Linked DNA regions of Mus musculus: all the other regions are linked to region 3. A link is a loop called in an ENCODE intact Hi-C map of the cell type or tissue named here. Cell type or tissue: left cerebral cortex. All regions are shown on one strand. Region 1 overlaps Myh10 (myosin, heavy polypeptide 10, non-muscle). Region 2 overlaps Myh10 (myosin, heavy polypeptide 10, non-muscle). Region 3 holds the start of Myh10 (myosin, heavy polypeptide 10, non-muscle). Region 4 overlaps Ccdc42os (coiled-coil domain containing 42, opposite strand). Region 5 has its middle 36 kb from the start of Ccdc42. Region 6 overlaps Gm40036 (a long non-coding RNA gene).

Evidence for each region. A loop is a pair of places that touch in the nucleus more often than their neighbours do. Peaks named below come from ENCODE experiments on the same cell type or tissue, not always from the same donor. Only the 100,000 strongest peaks of a DNase experiment are listed, where the experiment ranks them.
Region 1: a loop joins it to region 3, with 2.3 times the contacts of the local background. A loop is called at or near these places in 2 of 42 quality-filtered maps.
Region 2: a loop joins it to region 3, with 2.5 times the contacts of the local background. A loop is called at or near these places in 2 of 42 quality-filtered maps.
Region 4: a loop joins it to region 3, with 4 times the contacts of the local background. A loop is called at or near these places in 11 of 42 quality-filtered maps.
Region 5: a loop joins it to region 3, with 2.1 times the contacts of the local background. A loop is called at or near these places in 5 of 42 quality-filtered maps.
Region 6: a loop joins it to region 3, with 2.4 times the contacts of the local background. A loop is called at or near these places in 5 of 42 quality-filtered maps.

The regions. Positions count from the first base shown.
Region 1 is chr11:68,749,111-68,754,110 of GRCm38, forward strand. It overlaps Myh10 (myosin, heavy polypeptide 10, non-muscle), which reads left to right. Exons shown (of 41, transcript NM_175260.2): 6 at 2,832-2,924. Among named protein-coding and RNA genes, the nearest start is that of Myh10, 60 kb to the left of the region's middle. In left cerebral cortex, a CTCF peak has its summit at 2,006; a DNase peak (open chromatin) is centred at 1,993.
Region 2 is chr11:68,805,166-68,810,165 of GRCm38, forward strand. It overlaps Myh10 (myosin, heavy polypeptide 10, non-muscle), which reads left to right. Exons shown (of 41, transcript NM_175260.2): 34 at 1,960-2,121; 35 at 3,628-3,756; 36 at 4,995-5,000. Among named protein-coding and RNA genes, the nearest start is that of Ndel1, 45 kb to the right of the region's middle. In left cerebral cortex, CTCF peaks have their summits at 195 (motif pointing left) and 2,905 (motif pointing left); DNase peaks (open chromatin) are centred at 154 and 2,891; H3K27ac peaks cover 341 bases.
Region 3 is chr11:68,689,023-68,694,022 of GRCm38, forward strand. It overlaps Myh10 (myosin, heavy polypeptide 10, non-muscle), which reads left to right and starts at 2,893. Exons shown (of 41, transcript NM_175260.2): 1 at 2,893-3,160. In left cerebral cortex, CTCF peaks have their summits at 2,479 and 3,089; DNase peaks (open chromatin) are centred at 1,477, 2,495, 2,842, 3,724 and 3 more places; H3K4me3 peaks cover 3,377 bases; H3K27ac peaks cover 3,114 bases.
Region 4 is chr11:68,580,892-68,585,891 of GRCm38, forward strand. It overlaps Ccdc42os (coiled-coil domain containing 42, opposite strand), which reads right to left. Exons shown (of 2, transcript NR_155283.1): 2 at 2,373-2,685. Among named protein-coding and RNA genes, the nearest start is that of Ccdc42os, 3.6 kb to the right of the region's middle. In left cerebral cortex, no CTCF peak of the experiment used is centred here; a DNase peak (open chromatin) is centred at 2,540; H3K4me3 peaks cover 311 bases.
Region 5 is chr11:68,620,506-68,625,505 of GRCm38, forward strand. No RefSeq gene overlaps it. Among named protein-coding and RNA genes, the nearest start is that of Ccdc42, 36 kb to the left of the region's middle. RefSeq lists an enhancer at 2,970-3,669. In left cerebral cortex, no CTCF peak of the experiment used is centred here; DNase peaks (open chromatin) are centred at 2,614 and 3,136; H3K4me3 peaks cover 801 bases; H3K27ac peaks cover 1,622 bases.
Region 6 is chr11:68,563,542-68,568,541 of GRCm38, forward strand. All of the region lies in intron 1 of Gm40036 (a long non-coding RNA gene), which reads left to right. Among named protein-coding and RNA genes, the nearest start is that of Gm40036, 3.8 kb to the left of the region's middle. In left cerebral cortex, a CTCF peak has its summit at 3,063 (motif pointing right); a DNase peak (open chromatin) is centred at 3,086; H3K4me3 peaks cover 554 bases.

The DNA of each region.
Region 1 (5,000 bases), 60 kb after region 3:
GCTTGCCTAGCTCTAGTGGGGACAAAAAGTTGTCATTGTTCCCTGGTAGTTTTTAGAGATAGAAGTAGCATTTACATAATTAATTTATTAGTTATGACTGTGACAGTAGTTTTAAGATACTAGCTTTGTGTAAGATCTTTCTTGATCTTCCTGATGTCTCCGCTGTCTTAGGAGAGGAACAGTCCCATGACACCATTCGTAAAGCCAGCAGCAGTGACCCAGAATCCTGGTCCACACGTTGACTTTAAAGCTGCAGCGTTTGGGTCACCCCCACTCCCTTCCCAGGCACTACTAGAATGCTTCAGGACTTCTTTTTTTTTTTTTTTAGGACTTCTTATACATTTAGGCTCAAACACTTCTTGCCTGGGTGAGACAGGGAAAGGAACCTGTGAAATATATGTGACCCCAAGAATCCCTGTTGCCATGCTTAAGGGAGGGAAACCAGGGGTGTTGTACTTGTCTCCCCTCTAAATTAGGAAAACACCTTAAAAGAGATTGTCAAACTTCTTATCATAATTTGGAAGGATGGTGCATGATTTTAAGAAATCTGTATTTCAGATCTCTGGCTCATGTAGGCACCTCACTGACCACAGCATCAGTTTCCCTGACAATTTCTGCATTCCAATCCCACAGACTGAATTGAACAGCAAAGACAAGAAGGGGCCTCTGGAGGGTCATACAACTGGTGCAGAATTAGAGTGCTTACAGCATTGCAAGGTCTCAGTCACAACACACTGAGGGGAGTGACTGCTCACAGAGTAGTAACAGTCTTCCCTGTGCCCCAGCTCTGCAGTGTTAGGGGTTGAATCCGTGACCTTGCATGTGCTAGGCAGGCACTCTGCCTCTGACTACCCAGCTGATACCAGACCCTAGTAATAATAGCTTTCAGTAATCTCATTTAGTTCAGGATTCCAAACATCTTAAGAAAAATTAATGGCTAGGAGTGGTGACACATGCCTTCAAATCTCAGCAGTCAGGAGGCTGAGGCAGGTGGATCCTTATGAGTTAGAGATAGTAAATTCAAAGACAGCCAGGGCTACATAATGTCTCTAAAGAACCAAAGGAGGGAGGGAGGGAGGGAGGGAGGGAGGGAGGGAGGGAGGAAGGAAGGAAAGAAAGAAAGAAAGAAAAGGAGAAAAAGGGAAAATTGTTAGCATATAATATACAGAGACTTCCATAAAAACAGTTTTAAGTCTTTAAGTCAGTAAACTAAGGTTCACTGTAGAGAGTGCTCTGGGCATCTTACCTAGTGCCCAGAAAGTCAGGTGACACTAGGCAATGAATTACCAGGAGCAGTCCTTGACTGTGTTCAGCTGAGCACAGTGGTAGGCTGTGGATAAGGCCGGTGAGAATATGGGCCATCCAGATAGACATCAGGAGCATGTCCTCATGCTTTGGGGGTGCCTTGGGAACACTGTCCTGGGCTTCAAACTGCATGACATCAGAGTCCCCATCAGGGGGATTCTGAGACCGAGGTCTTCAGTTGGCCTTGCTGATGCCCCAGATCCATGAATACTGAGGTAACACCACAGCATGCATTTATTCCTGTTTTGAGATTTGATAGTGACATGAGTCATGCATCACTCGATGACCACTAACTTAAAAACCCTACATGAGGATTTTTTTTTTTTTTTTTTGCTTAGAGAATAGCAATTGCTATGGTTTTCTATTTATTTTCTTTAGGTCTAGAATAATGTGGGCAATTTAAAGTATGGGGATAAGATTGGGGGAGAGGAGACAGATTTATTTAGATCATAAAAAATAATTCTGAAATTACATTCCCCAAACACAACCTCACTTTCTAGTGCTTTTCTTGGCCAGGCCTGTCATCAGCTTCCCCTGCAGCTTTCTGTTGGGCTTCATGAGCGATGCCTCTCATTTGTGAGATCTGTCTTGTAGCCTAATTTGCATACAGAGATTGACTAAAGCTTACTGTATGCCGAGTTTTGTACTTGTTAGTGGAGTGAGTGCCTTGCTTGCCGTCTTTGCCAGCCTCTGACGTGGAGGTGGCGCTGTTGCCTCAACACTGTGGCCATGCTGTGTGAAGGCTCTCAGGAGAATGGCAGTGTGGTGGAGATTATTCAGTCAGCCATCTTAAGGCTTCTTCTAAAGCAGAATCAAAACAAGAGCGGCCAAGTTCTTAAGCCAAGTATTGCACTTGCTTTCGCTTCATGGAAACCATTTGCGATGTTTAATTTTCTGCCCAGTTAAAATTGTTACCTGTTCCTCCTATAGGATTGCAGACCCCTTTAGCTCCTTGGGTACTTTCTCTAGCTCCTTCATTAGGAGCCCTGGGAGGAGGAACAACCTCCCTATAGGAGGAACAACAATATGAACTAACCAGTACCCCCCAGAGCTGTGTCTTTAGTTGCATATGTAGCAGAGGATGGCCTAGATGGCCATCGGTGGGAGGAGAGGCCCTTGGTATTGCGAAGATCATATGCCTCAATACAAGAGAATGCCAGGGCCAGGAAGCAGGAGTGGGTGGGTTGGGGAGCAGGGTGGGGGGAGGGTATAGGGAGCTTTAGGGATAGCATTTGAAATGTAAATGAAGAAAATATCTAATAAAAAAAAAGTTATCTGTCCAGCATGACATTTTCTTCTCCCGACCCTTTTCTGGATGCTGATATTTTTTTCTTTCAGTGGAACCCATTGTCACAGCAGGCATAGGAGCCAGCAGTGTCACTGATGGCAGCAGGGCGAAAGTGTCAGGAGGTGGGGGAGTTTGTAGGACTTTTCCACCCCAAGTACGAAGTAAAGACAGGAGATTAACATACATCTGTTTTTATTTATGTGTGTGTGTGTCTATGTGTATGTGTGATGTCTTTTAGGGGGAACTTGAACGGCAGCTTTTACAAGCAAATCCAATTCTGGAATCCTTTGGAAATGCGAAGACTGTGAAAAATGATAACTCATCTCGCTTTGTAAGTTGAAAAGCCCAAAAGCTTGGGCTTCTTCAGATTTCTCATGAAATGTCTCCTGACTTAAGCTAATGAGTTGTTTTGTTTTGTTTTGTTTTGTTTTTTTCCTTTTTAGATGTTAAGAAAGGCTAGTTAATAGATGTAATGATACTTCTGGTAGCCACATATGAAAGTGATTGTATCTCATTTTGTATGTTTTTATATGGAAACATAGTTGCATACGCTCTGTGTATTTCTTTATCTTTGCCAGTCATTCTATTATGAGACTGGCATAAGTAGTGGGGTGCTGGCTAGTTTTATATCAACTTGATAGAAGCTATAGTCATCTGAGAGGATGGAGCTAATTGAGAAAATGCCTCTGTTTACTTGTGCTGTTGACAAGCCTGGGGGGCATTTTCTTAATTAGTGATTGATGGGGGAAGGCACAGCCCTTTGAGGGTGGCCATCCCTGGGCTGCTGGTCCTGGGTTCTATAAGAAAGCGGGTTGAGCAAACCATGGTGAGCAAGCCAGTAAGCAGCACCCCATGGCCTCTGCGTCAGCTCCTGCTTCCAGGTTCCTGCCCTGCTTGAGGCCCTGCTTTGGCTTCCCTCAATGAACTGTGACTTGCGATGTGTAAACCGAATACCCCTGTCCTCCCCAAATTGCCTTGGATCATGGTGCTTCATCACAGCAATGGTAACCCTAACTAAGACAAATGGTGTGTGTGCTGAAAATCAATGGGTGCAGGGCAACGGGCGTGGGGAAATGAAGGGAGTGGGAGAAAACCGGCGTCCCGCCAGAGTTCCGGTGCTCTGGGTGGGCAGACACAGGCGGACTGCCGCATGCTTTCCATGCGCCCCCCTACTCCCCGAGGGTGTCTGGCTGTGGGAAGCCACAGAACCCAGCCTGCCAGGCGGTGGACAAGGGGCAGTCGGAGGTCTCTGGGCCTCACTGAGGCCAGGTTCTCAGTCTCGGGCATCCCAGACACTACACTGCTGGACAACAGAAGAGCTGAGAACAAAATGGGGGCCCCCGGGGACAGTTAGGCCATTCCCAGGACCGAAGGGAGGAAAGGGCAGGGAGAGAGGGGGCACTGGGTGGTTCTCACACAGGCAAGAGTCCTTGGTTCAGTCCATGGCTGGAGCGCAGGAAGGTCTTCCGGCGGGAGGTTAGACGAGGCTCTTTAGGGGAAAGCCTATCCCATCGTTTTAAGCACGGCAGGCCTTGATGGGCAGAGACAGTCTATGGTTTTAGAGCTTTATTGTAGAAAGGCAGGAAGAAAGAGAGAAGATAGAAAGAGGGAGAGAGGCTGGCCATGGCCATGTGAAGAGAGGGAGGAAGAGAGGGAGAGAGGAGGGCTAGAGATAAGAGTAAGAAAGGTGAGATCTTAAAAAGAGAGAGGAGGGGCCAAGCAGCCCCTTTTATAGTGGGCTGGGCAACCTTGCTGTTGCCAGGTAACTGTGGGGCGGAACATACCTGGCTATAGTCAGGTAACCTTGGGAGTGGAGTCTAGTCAGAATGCCAGAAGCTTGGGACACTGCGTGACTTATAGTCACAGAATTATGGGTTTGGGGGCTCTGTGGTGTCAGGCATCTGTCTCTAGGAATGTGGCTCACTGTTCCGTCCCTTGTAGAGTTTCCTACTGGGTCTCTGGAGCAAGCCTCATTCAACCAAAACAGGCTGCCTTTCATGGCCCCACAAGGGTATGATAACGAAGCTGGGTTTGGTGTAATGAGTTGTCCTTTTTATAACTTGCTATTTCTATGGGATGTGGCAGAATGCTTCTCACTAGTATGACTTCTGTTTACAACGTATTTTCTTTGTTTTTTTTTGAGACAGGGTCCATTTCATCAAAATACTAAGTGCAGGTTGCACTCTAGGCCTGGGGAATGACGCTGCCTCGTTGGGCAAACTAGAGTCCTGCCCCATAGGATTCACCTTCATTTGGTTTAAACATTAGCATTCTCGGGACAGGCTGTGTCCTGCAGTTGCTCACTATGCATTGCATGCCCTAAGAGTGTGTGTGTTCCAGTTTTAGGAGTGTGGGTTGGAGTTATGTTGGGGGCATTTGGCTCCATGGACAGGACAGGCCTTGGATT
Region 2 (5,000 bases), 120 kb after region 3:
CTCTATGTACTCAAACTCAGAGTTTAATTCCAAGTGCCTGGCTTATATTACATTTTTTAAACCTAAAAAGAATCTCACGATTGGTCTGGAGAGATGGCTCAGTGGTTCAGAGCACTGGCTGCTCTTTCAGAGGTCGTGAGTTCAGTTTCCAGCCCACATGGTGGCTCACAGCCATCTCTAATGGGATCTGATGCCCTCTTCTGGCCTTCAGCTAGGCATGCATGTCATATTAAATATAGACAGAACGCTCAAAATATTTAAATAAATAGATCTTAAGGAAATTTGTGGTTGATGTTTCTGAGGTATGTGTGTGTGTGTGTGTGTGTGTGTGTGTGTGTGTGTGTGTGTGTGTGCGTGTGCTTTGAAAGTGATTTTGGATACTTTGAGTGTCCCTTGGAGTTCATGGAAACCAGTCTTGATTTATATTTAATTTTATTTTACTACTTTTGTTTCACTAACATTAACTTGATTCATTCTTTATTGTTGACTAACTTACGCCAAACGTAGTGAGTTAAAGCCACATTTCTGGCGTCCCGTTTCTGTGGGGTGGCCTGGGTTGGGCTGGAGGAGGTGACGCATGCGCTCACCCTCCCAGCATGGACAGGAACCTCAGCACTTGTTAGCAGCCTGGCTGAAGGCTGCTCGCATGCCCTGTGGAGGCCACCTGCCCAAGAGCAAAAGGCCCAGGGAAGCCAGCGAGAGCTGTGCCTTTACAGTTCATCCCTCTCGTCCTCTTCTCTAGAAGTGAGTCCCAAGTTCAGCCCACACACAGGACCTCTTCAAGGACAATTTTCCAAGAACTGATAGATGTATTTAAAGCACACTGAAGAACCTCAGGGCAGTTTCCATACCTAAAGAGCCTCCTTATCCCAAGCGCAGCAGAGCCAGATCTGCAGCATACAGTCAGGTGCGGAGACTCACCACAGTGGAAGCAACCATCTGTCCCTTCCTCCTCCTGGTCGTCTGCAGGAGCAGGTGCAACAGATCCATGGTCTCCCCTTGGAGAAGACCCCCCCTTAGGCTTCTTGGTGTCACTCAAAGAGCACCTCCCTTCCCACTTTGCCAGTTCATGACAAGTGATCTATCTGCTCAGAGCCCCCACTGCAAGATCACCTAGGGCACCTACATACATGGGAGTTTTTCCTGGATGAATGGAAATGCAGGACAGACCAGGAAGCTCACGGCACAGCTCCCAGTCTGGACAGTTTTAGTTCATTGTTAGTACAGGCATTAGGGTTGGACTGAAATGATAAACACACACACACACACACCCGCTTCTCCTCTCCCACCCACCCCCTCTGCCTCACACAAGGGTACAAGTAACCAGGACTGTGCCATCCTGTCCTGTGGTACAGCTAAAGCGTCAAGAACACCCCAGAATGAGTGGCCATGGGGGATGGGGTGTGTTGCTCTACCCCAGCTCACGTTTGTCTGTGTATCTTCCTCTCCTCCTGTGTGCTGTGTGCTCTAAAGCTTTCCTGTGGCCTCAGCTGCTAGCTTCCCTTTGCTGGTCTATCAAGTGGGGCTTCTGCCTGGTCTGAAGCCCAAAACCTGAGCGAGCCTAGCTCTGCAGCATGGATCCCAGACACATAAGTCAGGCCTAGCTCCCTCGCTCCAGGACACGGTTAGGGTTAGGGTTGAGCCTGTTCCCCTGGCCTCTGGACTGCTGCCCTGTGCTCCAGGCGTCTTTCCTGTTTGTTAAATCATTATCCTCTGCTTCCTATCTTTCTGACTCAGTCACCTGGACTGTGAGCCTAAGGTCTTCCCTCTTGGGTCCCCTAGTGCTACCAGCAGGCGTGGCCTCTCCCATGGGGTGGTTTCCAAGACCTTCTGAACTAAGCCCAGACCTGCTAATAAGACATAGGGACTTGTTGGTAACAGGGACCTCTGCAAAGTGACAAGCTCCCCTAGCCAAAGTATCAAGAGCCCAGGATAACGTAATCCAACACTGTCCTTCAGGTGCGGGAGCTCGAGGCAGAGCTGGAGGATGAGCGGAAACAGCGGGCACTGGCTGTGGCGTCAAAGAAGAAGATGGAGATAGACCTGAAGGACCTGGAGGCTCAGATCGAGGCTGCGAACAAAGCCCGGGATGAAGTGATCAAGCAGCTTCGCAAACTTCAGGTAGGGATGGCAGGCTTACCTTGGTGGGACAGGCCACATAGCCTTACTGGAACCAAGATGAAACTGAAGCTGGAAGACCATGCAGCACCCAACTGTCACCTTGTCACCGAGCCACTGTCATGATGAGGACCAGAGCAGCTGTCCCCTAGGTTACTGGGTTTTCTTTTGAGTCAGAGCTGGGGATGGTGGCCAGGAGGAGTGTCCTTGCTGGAATCTGGTCCTGTGCCCCTAAATGCCCTTAGCAACAACTTCACTGTCTAGCTCTGTCTCCAAAGGGAAGTGGTGTCCCTTTCCTCCTGCACTGCTGGGAATGTAATTTTCAGACAGCTGCAAGCATCACTCTTGCTACCTGGATGATACAGTTCTATAGCCTCGCTGAGAAGAGGAGCGGTATGCATGATAAAGTACGGTGTGGGCTGACCCTGCTCTTCCTGGCTGGGTGTAGGCACTGATGGGAAAGGAAAGAGGTGTAAACTGTGACCAAAACTTCAGAAAAATCTTTCCTTTAACTTCATAATTCTACATCTTCATGCATCCATTCAACATCTTAGCCAAGGCAGGACTGTGCATGAACAGCCCCAGGATGAAGGAGATGGCAGTGGTGATTTGCTCAGAGCTGCACACATGCACAGCCGCAGGGTTAGGAGCAGAGGGTCCACTTTTGTGTGCTCTCTAAAGCTGGCGATGGCTGACCTTAGAAGAGCACTTGCTGCTCTTGCCCAGGACCAACCCAGGTTGGGTCCCAGCACCCACTGCATGGTGGCTCTCGTGCTGCCCTCTACTGGCCTCCGTGGGTACTGCATTCGTGGTGCATCGGCATACAAACTGGCTAAACACACACACACATACAAAATTTTAAATTTTTGAAGCTGAATTCAAACTTTTATTTTGACTTGATAATTACAAAAAATATTACTCATTACAAAAATATAATGCTGAATGTGTTTAATAGCTGTTTATCAGATATTCCCAGGTCACAGAATCTGTGTCCTTTTGCTTTGGGATGCTTATCCTGAGTTGGACTCTCAGCTCTAATCACACTCTCCGTCCTCCTCAGTCATGCTCTAGCTCGTTTCTCCAGTGCCTGTCACTGAAGCTGGAGTTCAGATGCAGCCAGGAGATGTCTGGCCAGCAGGCCACAGAGATCCTCCTGTCTGTTCCCCAGCCCGGGGACTCCAGGCTCAGCCAGCTTTTGTGGGTGCTGGGAATCCAAACTTTACCTTCATGTTTGTGTAGCAGCGACTCTCACAGCTCGCCTCTCGCCCTTTGAACTTCAGGATTAAGTAGAGACTGAGGTTGGACATCCCTATTTGATGATCTGTCTGTCGGGGGAAACATACATTAAAGCTTCATTTTCTTCATAGCTGGTTGAATTTTTATAATGAAAAGGTGATTATATCAGATGCCACTACTGTAGCTAACTAAGTGATACAGTTGTGTGAATGCATTTGTGCAATTCTGAGAATAAACGTCACTCCCTGAAAGGCCTTTCTTATTTAACCTCAGGCACAGATGAAGGATTACCAGCGTGAACTAGAAGAGGCTCGAGCATCTAGAGATGAGATTTTTGCTCAATCCAAAGAAAGTGAAAAGAAACTGAAGAGTCTAGAAGCAGAAATTCTTCAGCTGCAAGAGGTATCTTTGCTTTGTCCTTAGAGTCGCTCTGAGACTACAGGAAATGTGTTTTATGGCCTTGATGGTGTGATTTCAGTTCAGCACCCCTGCTAGCGAGCGAGCGCTCTGTTGCTTGCTTGTGCATATTCTTTTACCTGGCTAACGGCACAACAGCTCATTAGTAAGACAGCCTTCTAGAATGCTCCCCTGAGGGAAAGGGGTGGGATGGGTGAGGCCTGCCCAGGGAGGGATGTTGTCTCACACAGGAGTGCTGTCCCCTTACAGAAAGAGCGGCAGGTTCCGTTGAATTCTGGAGCGGAACATCTTAAAACAAGCACTTTTCACTCATCCTTTACGAAGGTCTCCATCATACGTAGCAGGCAGGACAGAATCCTACCCAAGTAATAAGGCACCTAGAGTGCATTTCTCTCTATACATTTTCCAGATTTTCTCAAAAGATAATGACCTGAAATGTTGGCTGGACAACAGTTGCCATGAGAACTCACCAGCACAGGCTACAGCCGCTGCTGAGACCCTGTCAGTCCGGGAGAGGCTGAGAAATGAAAACTGGACCAGACATGGAGCCGAGCCCAGGCTTAGCCTGAGTGCCAGCTTTTAGTCCTTTCATATTTTCTATTTTATTGTGTTTTATTTATTTCCTGTGGGATATTTTTCTCCTTCTGTGAGGTGTGTATGCATGTGCGTCAGGGAGTGAAACCGGGGCCTCGAGCACGCTCACACATGCCCCAGCACGGTTGATGGCTCCTGTCTCCATACACTCTGAGACACAGATTCCCTCTAAGGTTCTTTTTCTTCATCCCACAAACTTTGACACAGGGCAATTTTGCTGTCGCAATGCTGTATTTTTCTTATTTCTATGAATGGCTTCTTTGATCCACAACTAATTTAAAAGTGTGGTTAGACTTCCAAACAGACTCCATTTGCTTTTTGGTTGCTCTGTACTTCAGCATACCATGGTCAGCAGCTGCAAGGCCTTGAACGAGCTGTGATCTGGTGTGGCCAGTGTCTCTGTAGGGTTCAGAGTTGAATCTTGTGCTCGATGACTGTAGGGAACATGCAAGGATGGTGGGATACAGCCACTGCACACCAGTGACAGTGAAGCGCTTCCTTGGTGGCCTTTGTTTACTGGGCCTGTAGCACATCTGGCCTCCTTCCTTATAGAGACTGCTGCTTGGTTGTGTGGAAAGCATGAGGGGACTGACCATGGCCAGAGCCTAACTCAGTTTAAACTCATTCAGGAGCTG
Region 3 (5,000 bases):
TACTTTTTTTTTTGTATGCACATAGGATCTCCCCAAAACCCTGACTTTTAAAAAAGATACCCAAGGCTATAATTGTGAGATTGTATGGTAAATTTATATTTAACCTCTTCTTTTTTTATTATTATTATGGACTAAAGCACACAACACGTTTAACTTTTAAAGAAAAGGCTTATTTTCCAACGTGGCTGTAGTGTCTTACATTCCTGTCTTACTGCAAAGTTCCTGTTTCCCCGGGTCCTCACTGGGTCTTCCGTGGCTCTTACTCTTTCATTGGCACCAAGTGGGTGTAAAGTGAGATCTCATTGTGCTTTCAATTCACAGTTCCCTAATGACTACCAATATTGGGTAGTTCTTAATTTTCAAATGTTGGAATTCATTTCCTCCCCCCCCCCCTCAAAAAAGCTGCCTGTCAGTCTTGCACACACAAAACAAAACAAGCTCACATGCTCAACTGCCCTGAGGGAAGGAGTTTGGACTTCTGACCCAGTCCCTGCCAAACAATGGACTGTGAACTTTTGCTTTTAGAAGTAGAAACAGCCTACGTCACCAGCTAATATTACTACAGACAAAGACAAGGGTTTCCTTTCCTTCTTCATAGTGAACTTGTACAATAGAAAAAAAGCAGTTTTCTACCTATTAATCCATGATGTCACTATTTTTATACAGTAACTCACCCAGTCAACATATTCATTCAATAAGTGAATCCTTCCAGGATACAGCTATAGCTTCCTTTTAGAGAGGAGATAATTTGTCAAATATTAATATACAGTATATAGAGTTTGTAGGTATAGTGGCAGAGCTGCATTCAGAGCCTGATTCTAAACCCTATGTTCCCTTTGTTCTGGTGAGGGCTAGAATTGGAGAAGCCTGTGGGGGCATGGATGGCGGGAGACTGGGGGTTGGGGTGGGGCTACGTGTGAAGATGAGGGAGAAGAAGGAAGCAAAGAGGCAGATCAAGGGAACTTAGGAAGAACTCTTAAGTGGCGGGCTGAAGCATGGGTGGGCAGGAGAGAGACTTGGAGCCTGTTACTCTTTTAATTCTCCTCCCATCCAGGCAGACATGTATGGACATTTTACTCTGCAGATCCTGTTTGATCCCAGAAGAAAAGTGGGACCAGGCCCGATGGGTACTTGGATGGGAGATAACTGGCGGATGAAAACCTGGAAGAGACCCCAGAGCTAGAAATGCGCTTGGGGACAGTTTGCTATTGAGTTCTCATCAAGACAAATGTCCGTGTGAGTTTTAGTTCTGGTGAACTTCTTGTTCTCTCTCTCTAATGGTCCCCTGAGTTTGTTGTAAAATTATGAGGTTTCAAATTATGAGAAACCACGGATCTGATGGCTTATTTGAGCCGTTTGTATGGATGCTCTGAGCATGGAATATAGCATTTAGAAATGACTTCATTGGGTAACAAAGCTTAGAGTCATGCCTTTGAGATGGCTGAGTCTTTTCTAAATCCGGAAACGTTTATAAGAGGGCTATCATTGACACGTTATACTAACTTATACTTCCTCGGTAGACTTCACAAGGATAGAACTCTTCATGTAGTGCCAAAGTCACAAGACACCTGGAAGGGGGCAGCCACCCTAGTGGGCATGTGGGGTTGGAGACCAGATGCACCTGGACAAAGGACAAAGAATTCTCACTTCCCCCGGAAGGGCTCTGCATTCAGCTGCCTTGGAGATTTCTCTGAATTCCACCAACCCTTTCTTATCACTTCCTGCCTTGTTTTCATTTTTTTTCTCACTTTAAAAAAAAAAATCAGTCTAGAAGTTTCTCAGGCATTTACAAAGTATCCATTAAAACACACACATATATACAATACTAAATACATAAAATCCTGAGGCAGTTTTAAAATAAAGTATTTTATATTTATCTTTTTATAAGAACAATAATCCATTTGGCTCTTGTGATTTTTTTACTTTATTATATTTATACATGTATAATTAAGAGTTGACTAGATTCTGCAGACATTTCATTACATTTTTTTTTTAACTTCAATTTTCCAGTTTCCTTATTTTGGAAGCCCACTCCCACCTGAGGTCCATGAACCTTTCTAAGGCACTTGAACCACTGGTTCTTTAGCCCTAGGGGCTATGACAACAGCACAGGAATCCTGCAAGCCCTACCCAGTTCCTCTTCCATAGAGAGCTGGAATGAATGAGTGAGTGAACAAATGAAGTCGCTCTCTGGTCTTCTCTGCCAGGCCCGTTTGCTTCTCGTATTTTTGGAATCTCAGCCCTGCCTAAGAGGCAGAGCAAGCAAACATCCAACTGCGGCGGGTCACGAGAGGAAGGAAGCATCAGTAAGGGGGGACTCCGGCCGCCACAGGGTTGCAGCCCGGTCAGGACAGAGCTTTAGCGCCCAGCCCGAGAGGCTCCCCTCCCCCACTGCAGGTGAGCCGCAAGCAGCGGCTCCCACCCACTGAAGCTCCAGGGTGACGTCAGGCCTCAGGACCGCGCTCCGGCCCCGCCCCTGCAGGCAGCTCCGGGAGCTGGCGATTCCTCGGCGAAAGCCGGTCCCGCTGAGGGACCCAGTGGCTGCGGCAAGCCTACGGGCCGCAGAACGCTCGAGTGGGTTGCAGCGGCGGCCCGACGCAATAGAGAGACGTGACCAGTGGGAGCTGGTGACTTGTGCTGCGGTACACCTGCCCCACTGTCCACCCAGCCCTGACTAGCGCAGCGCGCACACCCCAACAAGATCGGCGATCTCTGCCTCGCGGGATCGCCAGGCTCCTAGTTTCAGCTGTCCATCTCCCTCCAGAGTCAGCCAATCACCCGCCACTGCCCCGGCCGCACCTCCCGGAGTCTCTGACAGGCGTGAGTAGCAGCCTATGAGATTGGGAGTCTGTGGGTCTAGGTCGGGAGCGGGAGCCAATGAGCATCATTCCAGGTGGGTGGAGGGAGCGGGACTTGGGAAGGTAGCTTCGTTCGGGTTGCTAACGTCTTTCCTGGGAGATGGGCGCGCAAACCGACCAGTGGGTCTGGGGGCGGCAGTGATGGGCGTGGAGATGGCCCAATGAGGGTGGGAGTGGGTGGGGCAGGCGCGAGCAGCAGTGCTAAAGGAGCCCGGCGGAGGCAGCGGTGGGTTTGGAATTGAGACGCTGGATCTGTGGTCGCTGCTGGGGACGTGTGCCGGCGCCACCATCTTCGGCTGAAGGTGAGACGAGCAGTTGCCCGGGTCCGAGTGCGGCGTTCCGGGAGTGGGGACGGTTGAGGGAACAGGAGGGGAGGAACCGGGGCTGGGGAACTGGGCGAGCCTGGAGCACAGAGACGGAGCCCAGGCGGGAGCTGGGAAAGGGAGACTGGGCAGTGGAGAGCGGAGCTTGTGGAGATGACGAGACCCCAGTGTATGGAGATGAAGAGACCCCTGGAGGGGTGGGAAATGGGGTCCTTGAGAATGAGACCTCTTCATGGATCAGGGCCAGGTCATACGTGAGGACGACTCTTGAAAGGGATGAGAATGGAGATCTGGGGATGGGGATGTAGGGACCAACTCCTGGTTGCATTGGATCCCTGGAAGCGTGGGGTTGGGAGGTGAGTGCCCTAATAAGAGGCCGGAGGCGCCCGGCGTGTCTATCTCCTTTTAGGAGAGGACTGAGTCCTGGGATGTGATCTTGGTGCTGGGGGCCCAGGAAGGAAAGGGGACCCTGGGTGGGTTGCACCGTGGGTTAGGTGGAGTTAGATTTCCCCGGGTGCGACTGAAAGGTTCTCCGAAGACTCAGAAGGCGGACCCTGGATCTGTGCGGTTTAGGGACCAGTGGCCTGAAACTGCATGGTCTTGGGAGCATGCGACGGATGAGAGGCTCCAGAGCTGGTCTCGGGAAGGAGGGCTGGAGCTAGACCTCATGCCACGCTCGCTGGGGACCGTGGTGGACCGGGAGGTGGACACCGGGCGAGGCCTGGGCCGTTGGGGAGAACGAGGCGGGAAATGTGGCCCGGGCGCGTTGTAGCGGAGCGGCCGGGGGGAGGGTCAGCCGTCGCCTCTGGATCGCTTTATTGTGTAAGTGATCTGGTAATGGCTCGCCGCAGAATCTCTCCCTAGCCTTCTGTAGTTAGGGTGTCATACTCTGATCCTATAAAATCGAAGTGGATTTGGGTCGGAGGGAAGTTGAAGCTGTGGAGTCCTTGGCGTTGGCGGGGCTTTGTGGGCCTTTGGTGGGCGGATGCGGCCCAGGGACCCGAGAGGCCCCCAGTCAGGCCTCTCTGGGAACTGGGGCCTTAGGAGGTGGCCAGTCGGTGCGTCTGACCTGAACTGGTGAGGTTTGGGTAACGGGGTCTCTGCCTACGACCGTTATCTCTTGTTTCTTGGGGCCTCTGCAGCTCTCTTCAAGATCACTGCGGTGGATGGAAGGGGGTGGGGTAGATTGGGGTGGGGTAAGGGAAAAGCAGGCGGAGTAGATCCAGACTGCGGATGGAACAAAGACTGCTGTTTTTGCTGAATAAAATAATACTAAATATAATACTTTAGCTATGCTAAGATTTTGATTTTATTTTTTTCAAACATTGAAACTAAGGATGGTTTGGGTGAGGTTTAATTATTCCTGATAGTATCTGACTCTGGAAAACTTTATAATCTATTCATTGTTCCATCTCCTATATTAATCTGCCTCAATTAACTATTCTTGTAGCCCCGTGCATTTGATGTTTAAGTATGCCCTGTCTGTCTCCGGTTTTGGAAAAGTGGCCATTTTATGTATCTCTTTACTTCTGCATCTTAAATTCCGTTCTTCCCGTCCTTATCGGCAGAAAGCATATGGTGCAATTGTGTGATATACCACACGCTTTTGCGGCAAAAGGAGGTGACCTGTGAGTGCTGGGCTATGTATTGGGGCTCCGTAGGGAAATCATGACAATGAAGAGACTGGATAGAGAGGGAGATGGAGGAGAATTTGAAGGGCACGTTGTAGGGTGAAAGACTCTCCCCTTCAGCGTTTGATGTACATTGTTATCACACATGAGAAATTAAATCCCTGCTTTGAGATCCAAGTTTTGGAAGT
Region 4 (5,000 bases), 110 kb before region 3:
GGCCCCAGGTTGGGAGGAACAGCAACCAATCTGTAAGTGAAGGTCTTGTGGGAGCAGCTCGTTTCTGCCCCCCCCCCCCCCCACTCACAGTCACTTGTGGTGGTGGGTCGTGATGCTGAGGGCAGTGCCTTGCAGGCACCTTCCTCACTATGTAGTCACCAGAACCCGTGTGTTGTTTGCTCCCGCTGGCTGGTTAGGACCTACTCACAGCCTAGGAGAGCCATGTCAGAGCTACTGTGTGGAAATGTTTTTTCTAAGAAATGCTTTCTTTAAAGTTTGCCATTACAAATTGTACTGGCTAGTTTTGTGTCAACTTGACACAGGCTGGAGTTATCACAGAGAAAGGAACTTCAGTGGGGGAAGTGCCTCCACAGATCCAGTTGTAAGGTCAATTAGTGATCAAGGGGGAAGGGCTCCTTGTGAGTGGAACCATCCCTGGGCTGGTAGTCTTGGTTCTATAAGAGAGCAGGCTGAACAAGCCACTGGAGGCAAGGCAGTAAAGAACATCTCCCTCCATGGCCTCTGCATCGGCTCCTGCTTTCTGACCTGCTTGAGTTCCAGCCTTGACTTCCTTGGTGATGAACAGCAGTATGGAAGTGTAAGCAGAATAAACCCTTTCTTCCCCAACTTGCTTCTTGGTCATGATATTTTGTCCAGGAACAGAAACCCTGACTAAGACACAAATCAAACTTTCACACAACCTATGAGCAAGTTAATATAATAATGTGCTTTGTGGTCATCTGCTGACACACTGTATATTCAACCCACTCAGCATTGGCTAACTTCTTTATTATTTTTAAGCATATATGCATGTGTGTTTTGCCTGCATGTATGTCTGTGTAACATATGCATACCTTCAAATTGAGGCCAAAAGAGAACATTAGCTCCCCTAAAACTGGGGTCACAGAGCCACCAAGTAGGTGCTGGGAATTGAAACCTGATCCTCTGGAAGAGCAACAAAAGATGCTCTTAACCACTGACCCATCTCTCCAGCCCCCAGAATTAACTAACTTCTAAGAAAAAACCCACTGCAATCCACCTTACTATGCTTTGGACTTCTAAAATGGATTATCCCTGCAAGCTCAGCTGAATGGGCAGCCTAGGTTGTACCAAGTTTCCTCGACTTCCTTTGTGGCCCATTCACATTCCTGACTCAGGACAATGTTTGTGTTTGTGAGGTGTGGGGACCAGGTCTAAGACCGAGTGCTGAAAGCAACACCCTGTACCCCAAATATTCTGTAAACAACATGTGGGTATATATCTGGTTGTGGCTTGCGTGCTGTTTTTTTTTTTTTTTTTTAAAGATTTATTTATTCATTATATGTAAGTACATTGTAGCTGTCTTCAGACACTCCAGAAGAGGGAGTCAGATCCTGTTACGGATGGTTGTGAGCCACCATGTGGTTGCTGGGATTTGAACTCCTGACCTTTGGAAGAGCAGTCAGGTGCTCTTACCCACTGAGCCATCTCACCAGCCCTTGCGTGCTGTTTTGAGCCAATAAAGGCAGAAGACATGTTTCTCCCTTGCGAGACCCCAGTAAATGATGAAGAGTAAGCGCCACAGTCCCTGTAGTTACCATATTTGCTGTGCTATTCATTACATAAAGATGGCCTTTGTTCAGGATGCCTCTGAGTCTCTTATATTTCTACTCCTTAGATGAGACTTCTTTCAGATCAGACAGGAGAGGCCAAAACTCTTCAGAGTCAATCAGGTCCACTCTTGTGTAAAAAGACGGAGAGTTGGTCACCTTTTACAGGTCACCGCAGCACTGCACAGAAATGTTTAATGAGTGCATGATCACCTATGAAACACAACACCGGGATAAATAGAGGTTTGGCTGTATCTACATTGTCTAAGCAGTTGATAATCGAACAGATTCACTATTAGCATCATAATGAAAACAAGGAACATGTTTTTGCAGTGAGGTATCACCTCACACCCACCATAGTGGCTGAGATGAAGGGGAAAAAAGCAGAGATGTCAAGTTTTCACAAGGATGAGGAGAGATTTTTCTGTCACCAGGCATGGAGATGTAAAATGATCGGAATACAGTATGGTGGATCCCCAGATGTGAACCAAAGAGCTATGCCAGACATGGTGGCACACACCTTTAATCCCAGCACTTGGGAAGCAGAGGCAGGTGGATCTCTGAGTTCGAGGCCAACCTAGTCTACAGAGTGAGTTCCAGGACAGTCAGGGCTACACAGAGAAACCCTGTCTTGGAGAGACAGAGAGAGAGAGAGAGAGAGAGAGAGAGAGAGAGAGAGAGAGAGAGAGAGAGAGAGAGAGAGAGAGAGAGAGAGAAAACACCAAAAGAAAAAATATATATAGTTCTTATGAAAAAAAAATGAAACAATACAAGACACTTTTAGAAAAACGATACGGAGAGTATATTTTTTTAAAAGTTCCAAACGGCTTCCCCACCCCAAGTCATTCTTGTCTCCAGAGCTCCGCGGACAACCTTCCCCAGCCTGGCCTCCGGCACACGCATGCGCACACGCTGCATCCTATTAGACATGCCGTGCTGCAGCTCGCTTCTGTCACTCCATTTGTCCCCATACTTCTCCCACGTCTGTGCATACAAATCAGCTTCATGCTTTCTGTAAGTTGCATAGCATCGCATTAAATTCAAATCACTGGAATTAACCATCCCCTTGAATCTTCATAGTATGTGATCACAGCATCTGCCATTGTGTTAAAAAGAAAACAGAAAAGAAAAGAAAAATTAAATTTTTTTTTGTCATTTTCACACTAGCTACAGCATTCAAAACAATGTGAAGTGATTGTGGTGACAGTGAAGAGATTGTCGAATCTCTAAGTTTAGCAAGAATATCTTTGACACAAATGTTAATATCATCTCTTGGGTTCAGACTCTTTTATCTATCACAATTCAATTCTTCCCTTGAGAATTTCAATAGAATTACTTTTATTAATAGATTTCCTAATATTTAAGGATTTTTGCATGCAGGTCCTGGTTATTCTATTCAAATTTCTCTTTTGAGTCAGAGGTCCCAGCAAATGTATTTTGAGAGCTGCACTCTGGAAGGGTCTTAGAGATGTGGCCACCATGTGGAAGACACTCTCCCAGGAGAGGCGGGAGACTGTGTGAACTAAATTAAATTTGCTAATGCGGCTGCTAGGATCCCTGCATAGGAGATATGGTTGGCCTATTTTCTTCCTTTGTCTGCCATTGGGCTTCTTCTTAAGCGTTGCTCTCCGCTTACCTTCAAACACCCTTTCAGGCCTCAGAAAAGGGAAGGCACAGATTGTTTGTATGCTTTTCAAAGTTATTTAATTTTTCTCGGAAACGCAGCAAAATGGTAGCCAGCTTGAAGCTGTCAGAGGTGAAGGAGTTTTGGCAGTGGAGCCTCTTTGTGTTTTCTTGTTCCCTTCAGCAGTGATCTGGCCGGTCTAGGCAAGTACAGTGGAGAACAAGATCCAAGGGGTTTGGACCCTTAGTCACTGCTGGAAGGGGCATCTCCCAGGACACCTGGGAGCTTGTATACCCAGTGCTGTTCCAGGATAACACATTCAAGCAGTGGTTCTCAACCTTCCTAATGCTTCGACCCTTTAATATAATCCCTTATGCTGTGTTGGCTCACAACCATAAAATCATTTTTGTTGCTAACTGTAATGTTGCTACTGTTATGAGTCATAATGTAAATATCTGATATGCAGGATGGTCTTAGGGGACCCCCTAATGAAAGAGCTGCTCAACCCCCTACAGGGTCATGACCCATAGGTTGAGAACCGCTGCTTTCAGGATATTAACCTATATCTTTTATTTTCTGCTGTTTTTTTCTCCCCTTTTCCTATAAGTGTTGTGGGTCAAAGCCAGACTCCTGTGTGTGTTAGGCAATCCCTGTACCCCAAGGATGTGTATCCCAGACCTCCCTTCCTTCTTTGAAGCAGATAACAGTCTCAGAAGATAACGAAACGGGACAGAAAGCAAAACATCCCTATTGGCTTCCAGCATCCAAAACCCATTCCATCATTAACTTAAACGGAATAAATTTTACCTCGGAGGCAAACAGCAAGGCAAAGGAGGGCTGTGGGCGGTGGTAAGGAGAAGACCAGGAATAAAGATGAAGGTGGAGAGAAGTTCTGTAAGACAGTGTGCAGGTCACAGAGGAAGAACGGAGCTGAGAGTACAAGACTGGCTCCCTAATGCCTGGAAAGACAGTAACTACCCCATCCCACCCCCACCCCCTGCCAGCCCTCCAAGATAATAGTCAGTGACTGGAATCTAGACTGACTCACATAAGGTACCATGGGAAACAACATAAAGAGCTTTGAATTCTTCCCAAGGGGCTGAACGGGAAGGAGAGGTGTCTCAAGTTCTGTGTGGACCACCCAGGCCCTGACTCAGTGATTTGACTGACAGGCAAGCACGGACGTGTCTTAGGTGCCAGAATAACAGGTGATTCCAGGAGCAGATGACTCTACTTCTTTAAGGGCAGCAGCATCACTTGGCCCCTCCAAACCGAGCTATCACGTGAGGTAAGAAGTGGAGGGCATAGAGACATCCCTAATGGATGGTGTCAAACTGTCCTAGTTAGGGTTTTTACTGATGTGAACAGACACCATGGCCAAGGCAACTCTCCTAAGGACATTTCATTGGGGCTGGTTCACAGGTTCAGAGGTTCAGTCCAGCATCATCAAGGCAGGGGCATGGCAGAGCCCAGGCAGGCAAGGTGCAGGAGGAGCTGAGAGTTCTACATCTTCATCTGCAGGCTGCTAGAAGACTGGCTTCCAGGTAGCTAGGACAAGGGTATTAAAGCCCATGTCCAAGGTGACACACCTACTCCAATAAGGTCACACTTCCTAATAGTGACACTTTCTACCCCAAGCATATACAAACCATCACACAAATTAACTGGATAAAGAACACACACACACACCTTTTGTGAAACTTAGAAATAATTTGCCTTATTGTCATTTTGCTGGGTCTATATCTGGAGTTGGGATTAGGGATTTACGGTGGGCTGGGGGTGATGAG
Region 5 (5,000 bases), 69 kb before region 3:
TAAAAAAAAATATCAAAAATGAACACAATAAAATAAATTCTAGTAGTCTTATCTATTGGGGACATTGAATTCCTTATCACACTCAAAGGAAATAGCTCACATATGTATTGTGTGTGTGTTTGTGTGTGTGTGTGTGTGTGTGTGTGCATGTGTTTGTGTGTACTTGTGAGTTGATATCAGGAGTCTTTTTCAATAAGTTTTCTCCCTTATTTTTTGAGACAAGCTCTCTCACTAAACTTGCTGTTTTGGCTTATTAGCCAGTGAGCCCCTAGGAGCTGCCTGTCTCCATCCCCCAGGGCTGGGTTAGAGCAGCACCCTACTGTGCCCTGTTTTTATGTGGGTGCTGGGGCTCAGGGGCTCAGCCTTGTGCAGCCAACACTTTACCCACTGAGCCATCTCCCCAGCCTTACAAAGCAGATAGCTCTTAAAAATCTCTCTCACATCTACACATACCCACACAGTAACTATTAGAAAAGACAGCTATGTTAACTATCTGGGCTGTGAGGGTTATTAGATTGTATGACACCAAAACACCATTGGAGGCTTTAAATATATCTAATTTTATTGTCAATGATATCTCAATAACACTGTTTAGAAAAGAGAGAAATCTCGAAGTAAAACTGTTTCCCTGGTGAATTCTCTCAAACACCAGAGAAGGAAATAACACCCATATCAGCCAAATTCCTTCAGAGAATTGAGCAGGAGGAAACAGACTCCAGTTTGTTTCGCGAGACGAATAGTAACTAATATCAAAATATAACAAAGGACACATAACCAAAGAAACAGCCTCATCACATTTGTCACAGTAATTCAGCGAGATCTGTTTCTGCCACATCATGTGTTGAGAACAGATCTTTTTTTTTTTTTTTTTTAAAGATTTATTTATTTATTATATGTAAATACACTGTAGCTGTCTTCAGACACACCAGAAGAGGGAGTCAGATCTTGTTACGGATGGTTGTGAGCCACCATGTGGTTGCTGGGATTTGAACTCTGGACCTTCGGAAGAGCAGTCGGGTGCTCTTACCCACTGAGCCATCTCACCAGCCCGAGAACAGATCTTAAGAGAGACCCCACCTTAGATCCTTTGGGTGCAGCCTAATGAAATTCCCTTCTCCTTGGGCTTCACTCTTAGCTGGGCGGAGCAGGGGGACCTGCGCAGCATCTTTGGTACTTGTCTTTTGTTTCTCTTCTTTACTTTTTGTTGCAGAAGTTTGCGAATATCCCCAAACAGAGAGAATAGAGCCGGAACCTCCGTGCCCACCGTGCTCACTTCTGCTCATCGCTTCCTTCTACAGACAGCTCTAGCTTGTCCAACCTCCCCATTTGATGCTCAACTGTCTTGTACTCTCTAGGGAATCTCAGTTTTGGCTTCCAAACAAGCAGACTATGTTTGGGTCTTATGAGTCTTTAAAGGTCCATAAGTTCTTCACATCAAAGGTTCCCCGAGGTTTGGTTTTAGACTCTGGATAAGGGGCTGAGGTGAACGTTTTACATAAATCAGACCTGGCATCCTGGTTCTCTCAGCATGTTTCAGTCTCCCTACCCCCTTGCCTACCCTGCCCTCAACCCTGAACTTTCCAGCCAAGGGGCTGGGCTGCCCTTCCTCAAAGGCTCTTCCCAATACAATCCAGACATTTTGGTCTCCCTGCTCTCACTCCTCTCTCTGCTCACACATCCTTTCTTTCTCTCTCTTCCCCATCTTCTTTCTCTCTCCCTTCTTTCCTGGCCTCCTTCCTTTGAAGCCAAAGAACTTGCCTGCTGGTGAGCAGCTTTCCAATAAACCTGAGTTTAATCTAGTCTAATCTGATTTGAATTGGCTCATTTCACAGACAGAGAAATAACTTATCACACAGCAAAGGCTTGATTTCCAGGGAAGTGCTCTTGGGATTCATGGAACTAGAGGTTCCAGGAAAGGGGAGATCTTTAGGCCATTTGGAGACAGGCTCCCTAAGGGAACAAGAGAATCCCAGCTCCTTCCCTTAACTCTTTGTCCTTCCTGGCCTCCTTGAGATGAACTACATGCTCCACCACATGCTTCTAACATCAGACGCCACGCCCCAAGCCCAAAGCGAACTGTGGCTGAAACCTTTAGAAATGTGAACTAAAATAAAATAGCCTTTTCCCATTCCAAGCTGATTCATTCAGGTGTTTGTTTCTGTGTGTGTGTGCACACGCGCACGCGCGCGGACACACCTGGCCTGTGGGTGTGTAAATTTGTTTAGGATGGAGGACTCAAATGTGAGAGGAGGTGGTGGGAGCTCTAGACCCTTTAACACCTCCGATGTAGGGTCTCTGCCTCTGCCTCCTCCCTCTCTCCCAACCTCGCTCATAAACTTTCTCAGTTGGGGTTTTCAATCCCGGGGGCCCATCCATCAAGAGGTTAACTACTGTTTGTCCTCTAAGACTCGCTTCAGAGTGTTGGTTCCTTCCAGAAGCCTCCTAATAGTTGGCTGGATGCCTTGTACGGCAGCTGTCCGCTCCTCCAGGGAGAACTTGCTAGAGAGCCTCGATCTTGTGCGCGCTGGTCACCTTCCTCCAGCACAGACCTCAGTGCAGGTTATCTTATGCAGGGAGACACTGGGTTTGACTGCTTGGGCAGGGCAGAAGAGGAAAACTAAAAGGATATGGAAGAGAAATATATATGGAAATGGAGCATGTATGTGCGCGTACAAAGTATCTCCCCTCCCCCAGAGAAATCAATTTTATCACAGTGGGTTAAGGTTCAGGGAAATGAAGGGGTTGTTGGAGACCACAGGGTTCAATTTATCCTTAGGGCTAAGGATGAGGAGAGCCTAGATGTTACTATATCTGCCTTCAGCGGCCACAAGCATTCAGACACTTGCACCAGGCTGTTTCCTGGGGACCTGGGGAAGAGCAGGGGTGAATTATCACATAGGCTCTGGTCTTCCTGGTTTAAGACAAAAAAAAAAAAAAAAAAAAAAAAAGTCAAACGTACTTGCAGTGCTGACCCTTAAGGCAAAGTCAGCCCTGGTCTGAACCCAAGAAAAAGAGAGCAGGGGAGGTGGCCCCGCCTTCAACCTCCCCCAGCCAATCACTGAGACTCTTAGGTTTCCGCAGCTAGGTGGGGGCTCTGAGAGGGGCTGGAACGGGTTTTGAGTCCGACAGACTGCGTGCTCCAAGAGCTGACGCAACCGGAGAATTTGGCTTCTTTTTTATCACATATATCATTTTGCCATATATGGTCACCGAGAGCTACTGGCAGCGAGACTCCTCCTCTGATGGTAGGCTCCCAGAGTGAAATGAACTACATACCAGCCCAGAGCAAACAGACCATCGCTCACCCGGCCGGACAGGTGGGTGGGCCTGCAGAGGGGTTATATATAGTTCTGAACACATTCCTTCACTAATACATCTTGGCCCCCAAATGCGTAAACAGTCTCCATTTCTGGCTCTTTTTACTGAATTTGCTAATTGCTATTCTTTTATAACCAAGGGAACGACAAAAAATTTCGGGAGGAATGTTGGGGGAGAGATCTGTTAGCCCTTGATCTCCCAGCCACCCTCCCCTTCCCTTCTAATCTCCCTCCCTCAAGGCGCCTTGAAGTCTTTCCCACCCCACCCCCATCTCAGAGGTCCCCTGCTCACTCTCCCAGTTTTGCCCCTTGTAGTATCCCGGAGTTTCCCTGGTAACCCTTTGCTCAGGTGAAGCAGGCCAGGTGGAAGCTGAACAGAATTCAAAGAAATGGGACTCACAGACAAAATCCCCTCATTTCCAGAACTGGGAAGGCTCACCCTTCCCATCTGACCAAGGCTGGCAAAGGTGCCCCCAGCATTCCCTGGGTGCAATTGAAACTGATTTGAAGGGGTCAAGCTTGGTGACACAGGAAGCTGGCCCTTCAGAGTCTAAAAGTACGGAATCCCAGTCCATATCCAAGGACCCCCAAAAGCACAGCAGAAACCATCCTCTGCTCTGCCATTTTTTTTTTTTTGGACCATTTTTCGATTTCTATGCCTAGCCCAAAGCAGTGAGGAGTCTCCAAGGTTACCCAGGCTCCAAAAGTACAACTGCAAAGAGCTGCTACCCAGCAAGGGCTGATGCTGCAGGCCCAGAGCTTACCTGATGACACAGGGCTTAACGACTCTTGAGGAGGTAAGCTTTCAGATGCTCTCAGGGCATCTTGGCAAGGGCAAGGGCAAGGAGGACACCAAGAGCCTTGGCATCCTGAGAGTAAGCACACTGCAAATAAAATGTGGTTTCTGATTTGCTGCAAATAAGAGGTCTGCTTCCGGCAGAGCACTTCCAGGGTGTCTGGCTCAGAGCACTCAAACCTACTTCCCAGGAGCACACCAGGGGCTTTCAAAGCACCCAGTGCCTGAACCAGTCCTAAGGATTCTGATGTTTGGGTCTGGGCTAGATCTCAGACACACGATAAGATATAAGGTTGACCTTCCTACCTGGAGATTCTGCAACTGTGTGTTCAACCAAGCTCAGATCAAAAGTCTAGAAAGATTATTTTTTTTAAAATCCATAACTGTAAACAATGATAAAAGCATTGGTTGGGGTATAGATCTGTGGTACAGCATGCACAAGGCCCTGGGCTTCATTCCCAGTACAGCCAATAAGGAAGCAAAGCTGGAATGTAGGGCACACAGCACTACAGTGAATCCCCTGGAGTAAAAAGATGCGGTATTGGTGTTCCCAGCTGTACCCACCCACCATTCAAGTCACCCCACATCTCTCTTCAGCACCTGCTGCTTAAGAATTGTCTTGAGTCTCTGAGTGTATGTGTATGTGTATGTGTGTGTGTGTGTGTGTGTGTGTGTGTGTGTGTGTGTGTGGTTAGGCCTACAATGACAGCGGTTCTTCTAAACGTGGAGAGACTTTGTTTCCTTGGCACTATTCTGTCAATAATATAATGTGACAACTGTCACATAGCATTTATATTACATTGGACTTAAGCAATCTAGAGAAAACTTAAAGTATGCTAAATGTGCACAAATTATATTCAAATACCTTTATATATAGCATGAAGTTT
Region 6 (5,000 bases), 130 kb before region 3:
GGACTAGAAAAGTACAGTGCCAACTCCCCAAACAGCAGCCAACTGTTGACTGGCCTCAGATGAATAAAACAGAGTTACATGCATGAGATAGATTTTTCCCCCTGCCAAGTATTTTGCCTATTGCTCACATTCTAAAATCTTCTAATTTTGCCTTCCCTTTACTCTGGGGTCTGTCACTTTGTTCTCATTAAGCTCTCAAAGAGCTCTTGATTCTGTTGCTGCCCCCCTGGTTGGTCCTTTGGCTTTTGCCTTCCGGCCAGGTGAAGCAGAAACCGGCTGCGGTTCAAGAGTGCAGGGCCAGAGGAGGTGTTCCAGGACACAGGGAAACCCTGTGGTCAAGCTGGTCCAGGGCCGTGCTCTTTGGTTCGGATAGAGCATGGGAGATAAGCTGACTGGAAGAGTAACACCAACAGGAAAGCCTCCCTGGGCGATGGAGCTGATGACGCCACTCTGTCTGTGTGGCCACAGAAGCTTGGAGGCAGCCATGTTGCTACCATAGCAAAACCTAGCTGGGAACCAAGCTGAAAATTTAGAAGGGAGGGGCAGACTAAGAAGTGGTAGATGGAGCCAGGCAGTGGTGGCTCGAATCTTTAATCCTAGCACTTGGGAAGCAGAGGCAGGCGGATTTCTGAGTTCGAGGCCTGTCAGGTCTACAGCGTGAGTTCCAGGAAAGCCAGGGCTACACAGAGAAACCATGTCTTGAAAAACCAAAAAAAAGAAAGAAAGAAGGAAGGAAAGAAGAAAAGAAGTGGTAGAAGTGGCAGAGGTAGATGGACAGGATGAGATGGAACAAGTTCAACATTTAAGCAGTGGATAATTCAAGAAGCATGGGGCAGGGCAGGCAAAACCCATGAAGATTGTGAGATAAACCGACATATGGAAGAAGGAGGTGCAGGGTCAAAGACTCAGCTTTGAATTGTGACTTACATTCTGTCATCTCCTCAAACTAGACAGTCAGGTAAATGTCACAAGGTCAAAGTCCATCTAATTCTTATCTCCCAACCTGGTGGCTCTAGGTGACGTCATGACGTTCTGACAGTCATGATTCTGGCGAAGCAGAGAGTAAGTACCTAGCGAGCCATGAGCTGTTCCACTCACGTTTATTTGGAGTGGGTTTTGTAGACTGGGCAATCCTAGTGGGGTGGGTGGAGTGTTAGGGAAAGTGGTCAAAGGCTTCTGCAGCCCCACAGCTTTCGAAAATGATGACAGTTATTGCCACCTCTTAGAGACATACACCGCTTATTAGCAACCCGGGGCTCTCGGGAGCTCTGTAGTTAACAGACCTACTTAGCTCTGTTTGATCTTAGCCAATCCCTGTGTATCACTGCCTGACAACGTTTGCAGAAACGGTACTCCCTAGGAGATGTTTGGGAAATACCGAAGTTAGCAGGTTCTGGGTGGCCTGGTGCTTCAGGGCAAATCTGGGCTCCCAGGCTAGCAAACCTCCCTGACATTGTACTAAGAACTTGACAAAGGTCCTCTCATTTAGTCAGAACACCAAATTTATGAAGTGAGCTATTACTATACCCTCATGTCATGAGTGACATGGCTGAACTTCAGAAAGGTAAAAGTTCAAATCATATCTGTCCGACCTGGGAGGTCCATACTCTCAACTGCTATGCTAAACTAATTTAGATAGTGAGAGACTACTCTGGGCAAGGAGCGGTTAGGTGGGGTAGGACCACAGCAGGGATAGCTTGTGTGGGGGTTGATTTCATATGAGGAATCATAAAAAAATAAAATAAGGCTGGGCAGATGTGAACATCCTGTATGCCAAAGAAGGAAAGGAGGGGTGCATACTGGTTGAACTTTGCCTCTGTGCCAGATATCCACATGCAGTCATGTTTGCAATTCCCTAAAGCGATGTTCAATTACAATAAACCAGAGCTCGCAGAAATGAGCTGACCGAGTTGCCCAGGATCGTAATAATTAAATAGTAGATCCATGGCTTGGACGTACATATGACCCAGCAAAGCCCACAGCCTTCCTTCGGCCTTCCTCTAGTTTTTGACGCTCTCCTGAGGGTTGTGTTGTAAATGGTGAACTGGAGCTACACAGGATGCTGAGCACTGAGATCTGTTTTGGAGTGACCATGGCATGTCCACGAGAGAAGGCACTGCATCCAGAAAGAGGGAAAGTACTAAAGAGCAACAATGTTGCGATGTTGACAGAAATGAGTCCCACAGATACAATCAGAATGTCTCTCTGGCTGTTGACTAAATAATGAAACAAACAGTTAAAAAAAAAAAAAGGTTTCAGCAATCATGTGTCCATGAGATGGGGAGATCACAAAGCTGTCAGTACCAGATCTGAGAGCAATGCACAGATCATAAAATTATAGGTACAACAGTGGCTGGAGAGATGGCTCAGTGGCTGAGAGCACTTTTCCCTTTTCTAGAGGACCATAGTTTAGTTCCAAGCATCCACCCTGGCCAGTTCAGGCCTGTGACACTAGCTTTAGGGAACGAATGCTATACCTTCTGACTTCCATGGGCACCTGCACACACCTAGTGCACACACACTCATACACATAAACAAAAAGAAAAAAATTCATTTCTGTTCTTCTAACCTGGCACCAAGTCTCTGGTTCCATGCCCAGTAGGCACACGGGGCCCCATGCCCAGTCTACTGGCCAAGCGGTTTGTCCTCAAGGCAGGGGCCCCGCTGGTGGTGTCTGAGTCTGAGGAATAACCTACAGGAGTTGATGCTTTTGTATGTATGTGACTCCAGTTCAGGGGCCTGGTAGGCACCATAGGCGTGAGGGTTCTATGGCACCCAGTAACGTTTTCCCCAGGTCAACCAACCCCCACAGACAGCAGCCTCGAGCATCTGCAACTCTCTGCTCTTTGCAAGGGATGGTACCATCCTCTTAAGCCTGAAGAACCATTTTCTACCTCTCCCCTAGAAGTCAGAGTGTATAAACTGTTGAAAAGGGTCTAAAGGGAATGAGGGCAGGAAGAGAGAGAGAGAGAGAGAGAGAGAGAGAGAGAGAGAGAGAGAGAGAGAGAGAGAGAGAGAGAGAAGCTGGGCCAGAGGGTTGGAAGCAGTCCACTAGGGGGCACCAAACATACTAGGATTCCACTTCCTCCAGTAACCTGGTCTCATGCCCTTCCCAAAGCTCCAGCAGACGATGATGCCAGGCGGCCCCGTAGCCCATCAGCTCTCCGAGGCTGCAAGAATAGGAAAACATGAGATGAAGCGTCGAGTTAGATTTTTTTAGAGGCAGGAAACAAGTCAAAGAGAGGGATCTGAAAATCCGCAACGCAGATTCTCGCTAGCATTGGCCAGCAAGAAACAGGTCGCACCAGCTCTGAGTAAACGTGGGTATCGCTTCCTGAGAACACAGGTTACCCTGACGCGGCTTTCACTCTGAAACAGGAGAAATGACAGTATGAATCCCTTGCGTTTCCTAGGATGGTTGAGGGGCCACATGAGGTCAGAGTCACAAATAATAAGCCAGTTTCGCAGATGCTGGCTACCTGCTCCTCAGGCCCCTCCCCTCCGACAAGTTTCTCACTCTCCCCAGCTTTTGGTGTGAGTGATTTCAAAGGGGCTTCGTGGTGTTTATGAGTCCGATTCACTAAGTGTTCACTGGAGCCTCTATGAAGTGGGGAAGATGCGATTTGATGCCAAACAAGTTGAAGAAAATCCAAGAGTCTCTGCTCTCATTGAATTAAAATCCCCTGCTTTGGGCATGGGTGAGATGGCTCGGTGGGTAAAGGCAGTCAGCAGAGAGAAAGGGCACACGGCAAAGCGCAGAGGTGTGTGGTCAGAGTCTAATGTGCGGACTGTATGAAGAAGCAGAACAGAGCAGCCTGCGCTAGGGCTCGAATAAGGTTTGTACTCTTCAAAACTCACCTTGGGATGAAGTGCGGTCGTGGGATACTGTGGGATACTGAGAAGGTGGGAACTTAATCTAACTGTGGTGTTTGGAGGTGAGACCTTACAGAGGTCATTAGGATTCCGTAACATTATCGACGTGACTTTCCCATGGTGGCCTTAAAAAGAGACAGAGATAGAGGAGAGGGGCAGACATACAGAGAGAGACAGAGACACAGAGAGACACAGAGAGATGGGCAGATGACACACCCACACAAGCAATGGGCTGTACTGGCTCCACCCTGAGAACGGGAACTCTCTCAGGTGGGAAAGACTGCTCTGCACACAAAAGCACTTGCTTGCGGAAGCCTGTGGACCTGAGCTTAATGCCTGGAACCTACATAAGGGTGGGAAGGGTGAACTGAGCCCACAAAATTAACTTCCAGCCTCCACATGAATGGCGCATTAGCACCCTATATACTATACACACCATCACCACCACCACCACACCACCATCATCATCATCACCACCACCACCATCATCATCATTTTTACCAGCAGACCTGCTAACCAACATAAACCTTTTTGACTTATCCACTCTGTGATATTATACTATTAGCAATATAAAGGGGCTTAATACAAATCATTTTGTCATTTCCTCTTTAACTCAGAGACAATTATTTTTTTAGTAGTCTTTGGCCAGGAACAACACAGAGCTTTTGTTTTGTTTCGGGTTCAGTTTTGTTTTGAGACAGGGTCTCTCTACATATTCCCGGCTGTCCCGGAACTCACTCTGTAGAACAGACTGGCTTTGTACCCTCAGAGATCTATCTGCCTCTGCCTCCCAGGTATTAGGACTAAAGGCCTGAGCTATTACTCCTGGCAAACAAGTTTTCAGGAGCACAGAATTTTTTAAGTGCTCTTTTTCTTTATTTAATTTTTTTTTTTTTTTTTTGCTTCATTCCATTATACTTCAACTATAGTTAAAGATTGCCAGCTCTTTGTAATTTTTTTTGGTAGGTTGTGGACATTTTCTCTGTTAGCTAAAAAAAATGCATGTGCATAATGATACGATTCTATTATCCAAATGTTCTTTCTTACATGCTGTCATGGTCTAGACCCAGTTTGAGTGTGTCTATCAAGGGGCTCAGAACTGGAAGCTTGATCACTATCTGGTGATA